2 separate regions of the Homo sapiens genome follow, and region 2 is linked to region 1. A link is an interaction called in ENCODE POLR2A ChIA-PET data of the cell type or tissue named here. Cell type or tissue: OCI-LY7. All regions are shown on one strand. Each heading gives the region's core, and the rest is flanking DNA. Links, peaks and the distances in the headings are about the cores only. Region 1 overlaps CASP2 (caspase 2). Region 2 has its middle 14 kb from the start of OR9A2.

Region 1 (5,380 bases), core at 313-5,312:
TCCCTTCTTTACCTTCATTTCATCCTGTTGGCTGCTGCCACCAAATCTGTCTAGAATCCTGCTTTACAGGATCATGTAAATGCTCAAAGATGTAATGTAGTTCTTTGTTCCTGCTTTCTCTTTCAGTATTAAACTCTCCTTTGATATTATGTGGCTTTTATTTCAGTGCCATACATGTTATTGTTTTCAACCTAGAAACCTTTATCCCTGCTTATCTGAAACTTCCCAACTTCCCTGTTCTTTAAGACTTTTTTTTTTTTTTTTTTTTTTTTTGAGACAGAGTCTCGCTCTGTCGCCCAGGCTGGAGGGCAGTGGCACGATCTCAGCTCACTGCAAGCTCCAACTCCCGGGTTCACGCCATTCTCCTGCCTCAGCCTTCCAAGTAGCTGGGACTACAGGTGCCCGCCACCGTGCCCGGCTAATTTTTTTGTATTTTTAGTAGAGACAGGGTTTCACCATGTTAGCCGGGATGGTCTTGATCTCCTGACCTCATGATCCACCCACCTCAGCCTCCCAAAGTGTTGGGATTACAGGCGTGAGCCACTGCGCCCGGGCAAGACCTTTTTTTAAAAAAAAAAAAAAAAAAACTTCCATTCTTTCTTCCTCCAGTCTGTTCTCACATAACAGAGTAGTTTTGGTTTTTAATTTTTTTTGGTTGTTTGCTGTTTTTTGTTTTTTAAGGTGAGTTCTCACTATGTTTCTCAGACTGGTCTCGAACTCCTGGCCTCAAGCCATCTTCCCGCCTCAGCCTCTCAAATAGCTGGGCTTACAGGCATGAGCCACCACACCTGGCCAGGATTTGGTTGTTTAAATATAAATCTGATCACCCCCCTGCTTAGAACCCTTCTGCTTTCTATTACCCCTCATTTAAAATGTAAACTCTTCACCTTGGTTTATGAGAACTGGTTCTTGCCTTCCCCTTGAACCTCATTAAATGGTGATTTCTTGCTAAGCTCCAGCCCGAGTGGTCTCCTCTCAGCTTCTAATTTTGTGCTCTTTCCTGCCCTTTTCCTGGGCCTTCTCAGCTCTCCACCCCCACCACTCTTGACTCAGGTGGTGTCCTTCTTCCTCAAGTCTTGACAATTCCCGGGCCCTTCAGTCCCTGAGCAGTCTACTTCTGTGTCTGTCACCACATCTTGTCTTTTCCCCTCATTGCATTTATTGCAGTTTATATATATGCTACTTTTACTTGTTCATTTCTGTCTCCCCTACCAGGCTGTAAATGAGGGCAGAAACCTTGTTTGTTTTATTCACCATCATGTACCAAGTGCTTGGCACATAGTGGGCCTTCATTAAATGTTTGTTGAATAAAAGAGGGAAGAAGGCAAGCCAACCTTAGCTACAATCCTACCTTTTGATAAAATGTTCCTTTTGACAATATACACGGATTATTATTTGTACTTTGTTTTTCCATGTGTTTTGCTTTTATCCACTGGCATTTTTAGCTCCTTGAAGACATATCATGTGTGAGATAACTTCCTTCACATCTCCCATGGTCCCTAGCAAAATGCTAGGCCTGTAGTAGTCAAGGTGCTCAATAAATATTTGTTTGGGTGGTTTGTGAGCCTTGCTGCCAAGTCCTGCCTTTGGGTCGACATAGTATGGAAGTATTTGAGAGAGAGAACCTTTCCACTCCCACTGCCAGGATTTTGTATTGCCATCGGGTGCCAAATAAATGCTCATATTTATTACTGATGTGTGCTCAATATCTGTTTCTGTAGATACTCAGTCCTCTGAAGCCCACAGATTTCGTTTCCTTAGCCCCTTACACTGCAGCATTCCTTACCACCTCACAAGGCATACCCAGACCTGAAAACCCTTCTTATTTTGCTGCTGTGATCCTGTAAATATATGCAGGTGTGGGCCCATCTCAGTTTGCGTAGTCCTGGGATTTCTCACAGATGAAATGGAAGTTATTAGCAAACAGTGCTGGTTCTTGATTATTTAGACTATGAGATGTAGGCTGCCATAACAGATTGGGCTGGAATAGAAGGATGGGAGAGTGAAGATAGTAAAATTCCATTTCTTACCTGGTTGCATTTAAGGTCTTCTAGAGTGGGCATAGATTGTAAGAGAATTCTAGTGCAGCATAGAAGAGATCAAAGCAATGAATTTGTGTAAGTTGGGATATTTTGGGGGTGCATTGTATCTAAAGGATATGCCTGAGAGGTAAGTGCAGGTGCAGATGGGCCATGGAATTTGGCAAGAGATGGAATGTTCTGTAGGAACTTTGTACAGAAGTTTTGGTAGGAAACAAAACTTTTTTTTTTAAATACGGGATTTCACCATGTTGGCCAGGCTGGTCTCTAACTCCTGGCCTCAAGTGATCAGCCCGCTTCGGCCTCCCAAAGTGCTAGGATTATAGGTATGAGCCACCTATAACAAACCAGAAACAAAACTTTTTTGTTTGGTAGGAAACAGCTGTGGGAGCTGGAAATATTGTTGAGTCATACAGAGAAGGGTATGGCAGTCTAGGAAGAGCAGAAGGGGATTGAGGTGAGCTGAAGCACCTCGGCAGATAGAGCAGAATTTGGTACAGAACACTGGAGACAAAAGGGCATGAAAAATGGACTGAAACTGGTTGGTTGTACTGCAAGAAAAACAACCATGGGATAGCCTCAAGGGAAGGATACAAAATCTAGGACAGGCGAAGAAATTATGGAAATAGTGGAAGTAAGATAAATACCCATTTTCAGGATAGGAAGCATTTTCAGTGGTGTGATATGTTTGAGAATTACAGAGCAGTATCTCTGAACTGGATTCCATGTCCTCCCCGCCCCCCAACCCCCTTGCCCTTGAATAAGGGTATGAGGTTGAATTTCACAGCTCTGCTCCCTTCTGCTTACCTCTGCCAGAGGATTCTCTTCTAAAATTATTCCCCTCCCAGAGCTGGGGGCTGCCCTCTGCTGCCCTCCTCCATCCTGTTTCCTCTAATAGGGAAAAGGAAAACAGGAAGAAGGAAAAACTGTAATATCAGACCAAAGCTGATTTTTTTTTAATTTTTAAAATTTTATTCTATAAAATAGAGATGAGGTCTCACTATGTTGTTCACACTGGTTTCAAACATCTGGGTTCAAGTGATCCTCCTACCTCGGCCTCCCAGAGTACTGGGATCACAGACATGAGCCACCACACCCAACCAAAGCTGTGATATTAAGAATGGTGCCAGACTGGCCGGGCGCAGTGGCTCATGCCTGTAATCCCAGCACTTTGGGAAGCTGAGGCAGGTGGATCACCTGGGCTCAAGAGTTTGGGACCAGCCTGGGCAAAATGGCAAAACCCCGTCTCTAAAAAATAAAGAATGAGGCCAGGCACAGTAACACATACGTATAGTACCAGCTACTCAAGAGGCTAAGGAGAGAGGATTGCTTGAGCCCAGGAGTTGAAAACCAGCCTAGGCAACATAGTGAGACCCCCATCTTTAAAAAAAAAAAAAAAAAAACACACACACAACACAAGAGGAAAGACGTCTAATCTGAGAAGGAGGAAGACATTAATAATAGCTACAACTGTTTGAGTCCTTGGTATGTTGTAGGCATTGAGAGGAGCTTTCCATTTCATCTTCCCCATGCTTCTGTGAAGGAGTCATTTTCCCTTTTGTTTTTGAAACAATTTTGCTGTTGTTGCCCAGGCTGGAGTACAATGGCGTGATCTCAGCTCACTGCAACGTCTGCCTCCCAGGTTCAAGCGATTCTCCTGTCTCAGCCTCCCGAGTAGCTGTGATTACAGGCACACGCCACCACACCCAGCTAATTTTTGTATTTTTAGTAGAGATGGGATTTCACCATGTTGCCCAGGCTGGTCTTGAACTCCTGAGCTCAGGTGATTCACCCACCTCAGCCTCCCAAAGTGCTGGGATTATAGGCGTGAGTGAGCCACCGCGCCTGGCCACAAATGTAGCTTTAACGGTATGGACTCTAGAATTCAGTAGATCTGATTTTGAATGCCGGCTCTGCCTTTGAAGATATTGGAGACCTTGATCAAGGTAGCTAACACAGCCCCAATTTCCCTTATTTGAAAATGAGGAAAATTGTGTCTACCTTCCAATGTCCCTATGAGGATTAAATGTGATGATGCATGTAAATCACATGGTGTTAATGCATAAAAAATGCTTGATAAATGTTAACTCACAGAATGAGCTTCAGTTTAATATGAGTGAACAGTTCTTACTATGAATCAAACACTATAGCACATTTTTGTTTTGTTTTGAGATGGGGTCTCACTCTGTCGTGAGGCTGGAGTGCAGTGGTGTGATCTCGGCTCACTGCAATCTCCGTCTCCCGGGTTCAAGTGATTCTCCTACCTCAGCCTCCCGAGTAGCTGGGATTACAGGCGCACGCCACCACGCCCAGCTAATTTTTGTATTTTAAGCACAGACGGGATTTCACCATGTTGGCCAGGATGGTCTCAATCTCTTGACCTCGTTATCCACCCACCTTGGCCTCCCAAAGTGCTGAGATTACAGGTGTGAGCCACCGCACCCAGCCTATAGCATGTTTTTTTGCATGTGTTATTTTATCTTCTTAACCCTCTAGTTACTTCCTTTCTGAGGAAACTGAGGTCAGGATGTGAAACCAAAGCTGTCAGTTTGAGCGTATGCTAACAGCCTTGCTTCTGTGACTTATTCTGGCATGAAGGATTTTTTTCTTCCTTTTTTTGGGCTGTAAGATTCCTCCCATTGGGCTGTGGGAATGAAACTGAGACCCAAACCTTATTCCATCTTAAGTCCTAATTAGGTAGGAGTTTGGGGGAAAATGTATCATGTTTGAAAAGCCAGAAGGGGGAGAAGGAGACCTGTCGAATACTACAGGGAAAGCCTGACGTGCAGGGGATGGGAAAGGACTAAGGATGCTTAAAGAATAAGGAGGCTGGCTGGGCGTGGTGGCTCACGCCTGTAATCCCAGCACTTTGGGAGTCCGAGGCGGGCGGATCATGAGGTCAGGAGATCTAGACCATCCTGACTAACACGGTGAAACCCCATCTCTACTAAAACATACAAAAAATTAGCTGGGCGTGGTGGCGGGCGCCTGTAGTCCCAGCTACTCCGGAGGCTGAGGCAGGAGAATGGCGTGAACCCGGGAGGCGGAGCTTGCAGTGAGCCGAGATCGCGCCACTGCACTCCAGCCTGGGCGACAGAGCGAGACTCCGTCTCAAAAAAAAAAAATAAAAAAGAATAAGGAGGCAAGCCACAATAAAGAGGAGAGGAGACATGACCGCCAGTGGCATACAATACAAAGTGTCTTCAGAGGAAGTTGTAGCTTAGCTGAAATTTCAGAAAGTAGGTGGCCACGGGTTCCATGGCTGCCTGGATATGCAGAGGGAAAGTGATGACTGAAAACACCTTTAAAGAACATAAGGGTTTTACTGCCCACTATGCTGG
Region 2 (5,380 bases), core at 230-5,229, 300 kb before region 1:
ATATGTTTTCTTGGTTGGGCGCAGTGGCTCACACCTGTATCCCAGCACTTTGGGAGGCTGAGGCAGGTGGATCACGAGGTCAGGAGTTCGAGACCAGTCTGGCCAACGTGGTGAAACCCCGTCTCTACTAACAACATAAAAATTAGCCGGGTGCAGTGGTGCATGCCTGTATTCCCAGCTACTTGGGAGGTTGAGGCAGGAGAATCACTTGAACCCAGGAGGCGGAGGTTGTGGTGAGCCGAGATTGCACCACTGCACTCCAGCCTGGGCAACAGGGCGAGACTCCAACTCAAAGAAAAAAAAAAGAATAGATATGTGTGTTCTTTCCCTTGCACTGTTTCCTCCCTAGTCTACCTTCTGTTTTGTCATTCAGCAGACCCAAGCTCAATTCCTAGCACGGACATGACTAACCATGTAACCAATGATTTATTGTCCAAATTCAAAGAAAAAAGAAATCCAAAGATCAAAGAAAAGTGTAGATGATCTCAGATGGCTCTTCCACCTCTGAAGCTTATGGCCAGATGTGAACCTGCTCCTTTAAATGTGAACCTCCTCCTTATGGCCGGATGTGAACCTGCTCCTTAAATGTGAACCTCCTCTTTATGGCCGGATGTGAACCTGCTCCTTAAATGTGAACCTGCTCCTTAAATGTGAACCTGCTCCTTATGGCCAGATGTGAACCTGCTCCTTTAAATGTGAACCTCCTCCTTATGGCCGGATGTGAACCTGCTCCTTAAATGTGAACCTGCTCCTTAAATGTGAACCTGCTCCTTATGGCCAGATGTGATCCTGCTCCTTTAAATGTGAACCTCCTCTTTATGGCCGGATGTGAACCTGCTCCTTAAATGTGAACCTGCTCCTTAAACGTGAACCTGCTCCTTATGGCCAGATGTGAACCTGCTCCTTTAAATGTGAACCTCCTCCTTATGGCCGGATGTGAACTTGCTCCTTAAATGTGAACCTGCTCCTTATGGCCAGATGTGAACCTGCTCCTGTATTTTTTATGTTCTTCATCTCCTAAGAAGTGGTCCCTCTCATAGTCACAGGAGTGGATACCTGACCTAAGCTCATACAACTCAGAATGGGTAGAGCTGAGACTTGGGCCTAAGTCTGGCTGTAAATTCCATGTTTTTCCACGAATTGTTTTCCAATGATGAGACGAAATTCAGGGGAAAGAATCTGGGCCTCTGAGAAAGCTACTCTTCTGCACTTATAGCCTCTCCAGAGTAGTTTTCTGATCAAATTTTAAAGTGTTCTGGGAGGCTTCAGGAAAGTAGCTCATCCGTGAGAAAGAAAGAAAATAACCTGGCAGAAGCTGGTTACCTTCTGAAATCCCAACTCCTGAGCGGGGAGTTCTTGCTTGTAAGATCGCTTTCTGAATGTCCTCATGGTTGACTTAACATCAGCTGAGTCTTCTATGAAATGTCTATTTAACGTGACTAGAAATGCATGCCAAGAGATTAACGCTGAGCGGGGCCAAGTCCCAGCTGAAAACGGGTGTAAGACGCAGGGGACCCAAGATTTTCTGCCTGATGATACTTACTTTTCTTTCAAACATGAAATAAAACATACCCCCCACAGGGGATCCACCCTTCTTTTGCTCCCCCATCTAATTAGAAAGATTGACTTGTCTAATGATATAAATTGGCCAGTATCTTCTTTATATGGATTATCTTTATAATTTTTCCCTTGAGTTAAAATAAATGTATGATGTGTTGATATAAATTGGAGTGGGAAATTGGAGAGATGAGGAAGATGGAGAGAGTTATGAGTAGATATCTATCTAAGTTACTTATTTCCCCCTCCAGGCCCAGTTGGCTGTTCCTCCTCTGTGCTGCCATGCTCCCCTGCACACTCCTCTGTGGGGTGCTTGTGACCATGTGCTGTTCACTGACTCGTCCCTCTCCGTCACTGTACTGAGCTCTTGGATGGATGAGCTGGATTTCATCTCTGAGTTCTCAGTGCCTAGCATAAGGCCTGATGCTGAATGAGTATTCATTCAGAGTGTGTATGTGCGTGTGTGCGTGTGTGTGTGAGAGAGAGAGAGGAAGAAGGAGAGGGAGAATGGGGGGTGGAAGTGAAGGGGAAAAGAGAAAAGTAAAAAGGGGAAAAGGGAGAAGAAAAGAAGTAAAAAATGAAGGAACGAGGCCAGGCGCAGTGGCTCATGCCTGTAATCCCAGCACTTTGAGAGGCCACGGTGGGTGGAACACCTGAGGTCAGGAGTTCGAGACCAGCCTGGCCAACATGGTAAAACCCTGTCTTTACTAAAAATACAAAAAGTAGCCGGTCATGGTGGTGGGTGCCTATAATCCCAGCTACTCAGGAGACTGAGGCAGGAGAATAGCTTGAATCCAGGAGGCAGAGGTTGCAGTGAGCCGAGATCATGCCATTGAACTCCAGCCTGGGTGACAGAGTGAGACTCAGTCTCAAAAAAAAGAGGGAACGACTGTGAGATACGTCTGGATCAGCACTTCATTCCTTACCTGACTCCTGTAGATTTCTCTAATAAGAGGCCCATTCATGGTGCTTTGGATCTCTGGGAATAAGTTTTAACTCACATATTACTCTATACCACAGCCCTCGACATATCTGAATATTCCTCTGTCTCCAGTGATGGTTACTCATGTAGATGGCTGTAGGGGAAAAATCGGGGAACTGCTACTAGACATACTTGTCATGGTGTCGCAGGGCCCTACCTCTGGTGCCTCAGATTCCTTTTCGTTTGATAGATCGTGGGTCTGTGGACTAGCTCAAATCTGGAGATTTGGCAAAGGATCCTGACTTTCCAGTGGGGTGACTGTCCTTAGCCTTTTTCTTCTACATTCTTGATCTCTTTCAGTTATGTATATTCAGCAGAACTCTTGTTAGCTGCCCACACAGCCTGCCTCAAGAACACTATGTTCTGTGAGCCATCTCCAAAGATCCCTGCAATTCAGCCTGCTCCTATCTACCAGTTCAACCTTTCTGCCCAATAGGGTAAGTCCACCCGCTTTGCATCTGACAGTTAAGCACTGCCACCTGGCCTCTGCTGTTCTAGTTATCCATGTCCCCTTGCTACTAGAGAACTCAGTTCTGTAACAGCAGCTCCTAACATAATCCACCCCAGCTAATACTTTCTTTTACAGCACATTCTTTTTAATCATCTTGCTAGGCAGAGTGTCCTCCAGGTCTCCTTGGGAACATGATCAGCCGATAGGCTTTTCGGTCTTACATAGTAGATCCATTATAGCATTTCCACTCTTCTAAGCCTTTTGATCCTTTCCTTTATCGTCTTCCAAGGCAATTTTTGGCATCTCCGCTTAATTTAATGAAGGATGTTACTTTTTCCAAGCTTCCATGAGTCAGCAAATAGCATATATTTGACTCATTTTCCAAGCTCCTTGCCAGCGTATTAAATCCTGCATGATGGGAGAGTGGCTTCATGTTAACAAACTCTTCCTTATCCAGCTTTATCTTCCAGTCACCCCCTGGATCCACTGGCCTCTGGATCCACCCACAGGCATCTCTCCTAGTACCTGCTAGTGCACATTGGCCCATTCTTGCAGGAGCTCTGGGGTACAAAATCTCTTTTCTGTGAGCAGCCTCAGATCTTCCCCAGCTTATGTTGATATTTAACCCTGTGTATGAATCGGGTAGAAGGAGAAGAGGAGGGAGCAGTTTCTGAGGAAGACAAGCATCGTCTCGTAAGGCACCAACTTTATTTGAACTCTTTGCATATTCCTAAAGTAAGAGAGGGTGCCATATCTTCCAATAAGGGAATGAGATATTTCTGCAGCCCAAGGGAGTTCAGAGAAATCTGGGTGTTCAAAGTTCTCAACTGCATTTATCTAGAAATCTTTACACCAAGACTGAGTCCCACTCATTCCCTATCATGAGCCAGTCTTTGCTACAGGAGATTTGGTTAGACTGAATGAATCTTCTTTGAAATTCTGTTACTTTTACAGTTCAATTCTGAGTCTTCTCTTCACTTTGTCAGCCCTTTGACTGCAGGGAGTGTCTCTTTAATTGCTGCCAAAGAAGCTTTCTGACTCTCATACCTTTAAGTAGAGCTGAGCGTGTCATTTTCTCTCCTCAACAATGTTGGGGCACTTAGCAAACATTGACTGAATTCCACAGTCCTTATAGTTACTGTTTTCCTTGAACCTTTCAAATACTGGTGCAAAGAGGAGAAAATCTTAACAACTGCATTCACTCCATCATCTCATTGCTCTGGGGTCTATCAGTACCTCCGCTGATGCAGTTCTCTCTGACATCTGCCAGCAAGTGACCCACCTCCAGATTGTCTGCTTTTAGAACCACTTCCAAGAGACTTGGATTGGGCTCCCTAGGAGCGGAGCCTGAGACAGGGATTCCTGTGGAAGTGACATATGGTAGAAATGCTGTCTGGGAAAAGGGAGGAAGGCAAGCAGGATAAGCCAAGGGCAGAGAGCTAACCCGGGATATGGTTTCAGCCACATCCCATAGGACCTCCATAGAGGTGATCTTGTGATGAAACCAGTGGAATGGCTTTTTGTATCTCTCTGTCAGGCAGTCTGCCTCGGGCTGTGGGGATTTTTTGGGGAGGGGTAGAGTATAAATTTGCATGAGGTGGTTTCTGTTCAGCCTACTGTGATTCCCTGAAGGGGAGGTTGTAAGCATTTTTAGAAGACAATTCTCACAGTAGCAGGGGGGTGGGTGTTAGAGTGTGAGTGTGGGGCAGAGAAGCATCAACAGCTCCCAATTCCATGACATGTTCCAAAAAGTCACCTAAGAGAAGACAGAACTTTTTGATATTTAGGGAGAGAAAAGTCTAATACACAAACGGATTTGGCTTAAGCAACTGGACAGAAGATCCCAACATCAAGGAAATGTCAAAGCTATAGATAAATTGTGTGTTTGCATGTATAGGGTTAGATCCCTGGTTAATTCTCATTAAATTATAAGTTTTTGTTGTCCTCAGGACTGCTGCTAACATCCCATTCTCAAAAAGTGAACAGGAGGCAAAAATAAAAGTTAAAGAAAAAAGCTTTATCCCCTTTACCCTAATTCTGGAAAAGAGCATCCAAGTATTTATGTAATGGTGAAGAAGAGAAAACAAATTTAAAATCTGGTCATTTCTCTAAGAATGGTATTTAGTGTTAACCATATGAAAGAAATTGCCAGTAAATCTAGGGAAAAAGGGTATATGTATGTATGTATGGGTGATTTTGTGGAAAACTGTTCAAAACAGTTTTGAACCGTGCAGGTTCATGGCCTTCAGAACAATAAAAAATAAATTCAGGAGAAAAAGTTGCAAACAAATTGTTTTACCAAGACCACATGGTCCAGGCATACTGGAAATAATGACCAAGAGATGAAGAATTATCCCTCATACAAATATCTATCTGGTTAGGCCAAAGAG

Evidence for each region. Peaks named below come from ENCODE experiments on the same cell type or tissue, not always from the same donor. Only the 100,000 strongest peaks of a DNase experiment are listed, where the experiment ranks them.
Region 2: POLR2A ChIA-PET joins it to region 1 with 11 read pairs; 3 of 35 experiments call an interaction of 5 or more read pairs at or near these places.

What each region holds. Positions count from the first base shown.
Region 1 is chr7:143,306,002-143,311,381 of GRCh38, forward strand. It overlaps CASP2 (caspase 2), which reads left to right. Exons shown (of 11, transcript NM_032982.4): 11 at 1-1,695. Among named protein-coding and RNA genes, the nearest start is that of CLCN1, 7.4 kb to the right of the region's middle. In OCI-LY7, for the core only: no CTCF peak of the experiment used is centred there; no DNase peak of the experiment used is centred there.
Region 2 is chr7:143,010,710-143,016,089 of GRCh38, forward strand. No RefSeq gene overlaps it. Among named protein-coding and RNA genes, the nearest start is that of OR9A2, 14 kb to the right of the region's middle. In OCI-LY7, for the core only: no CTCF peak of the experiment used is centred there; DNase peaks (open chromatin) are centred at 3,002 and 4,582; H3K4me3 peaks cover 2,244 bases; H3K27ac peaks cover 2,612 bases.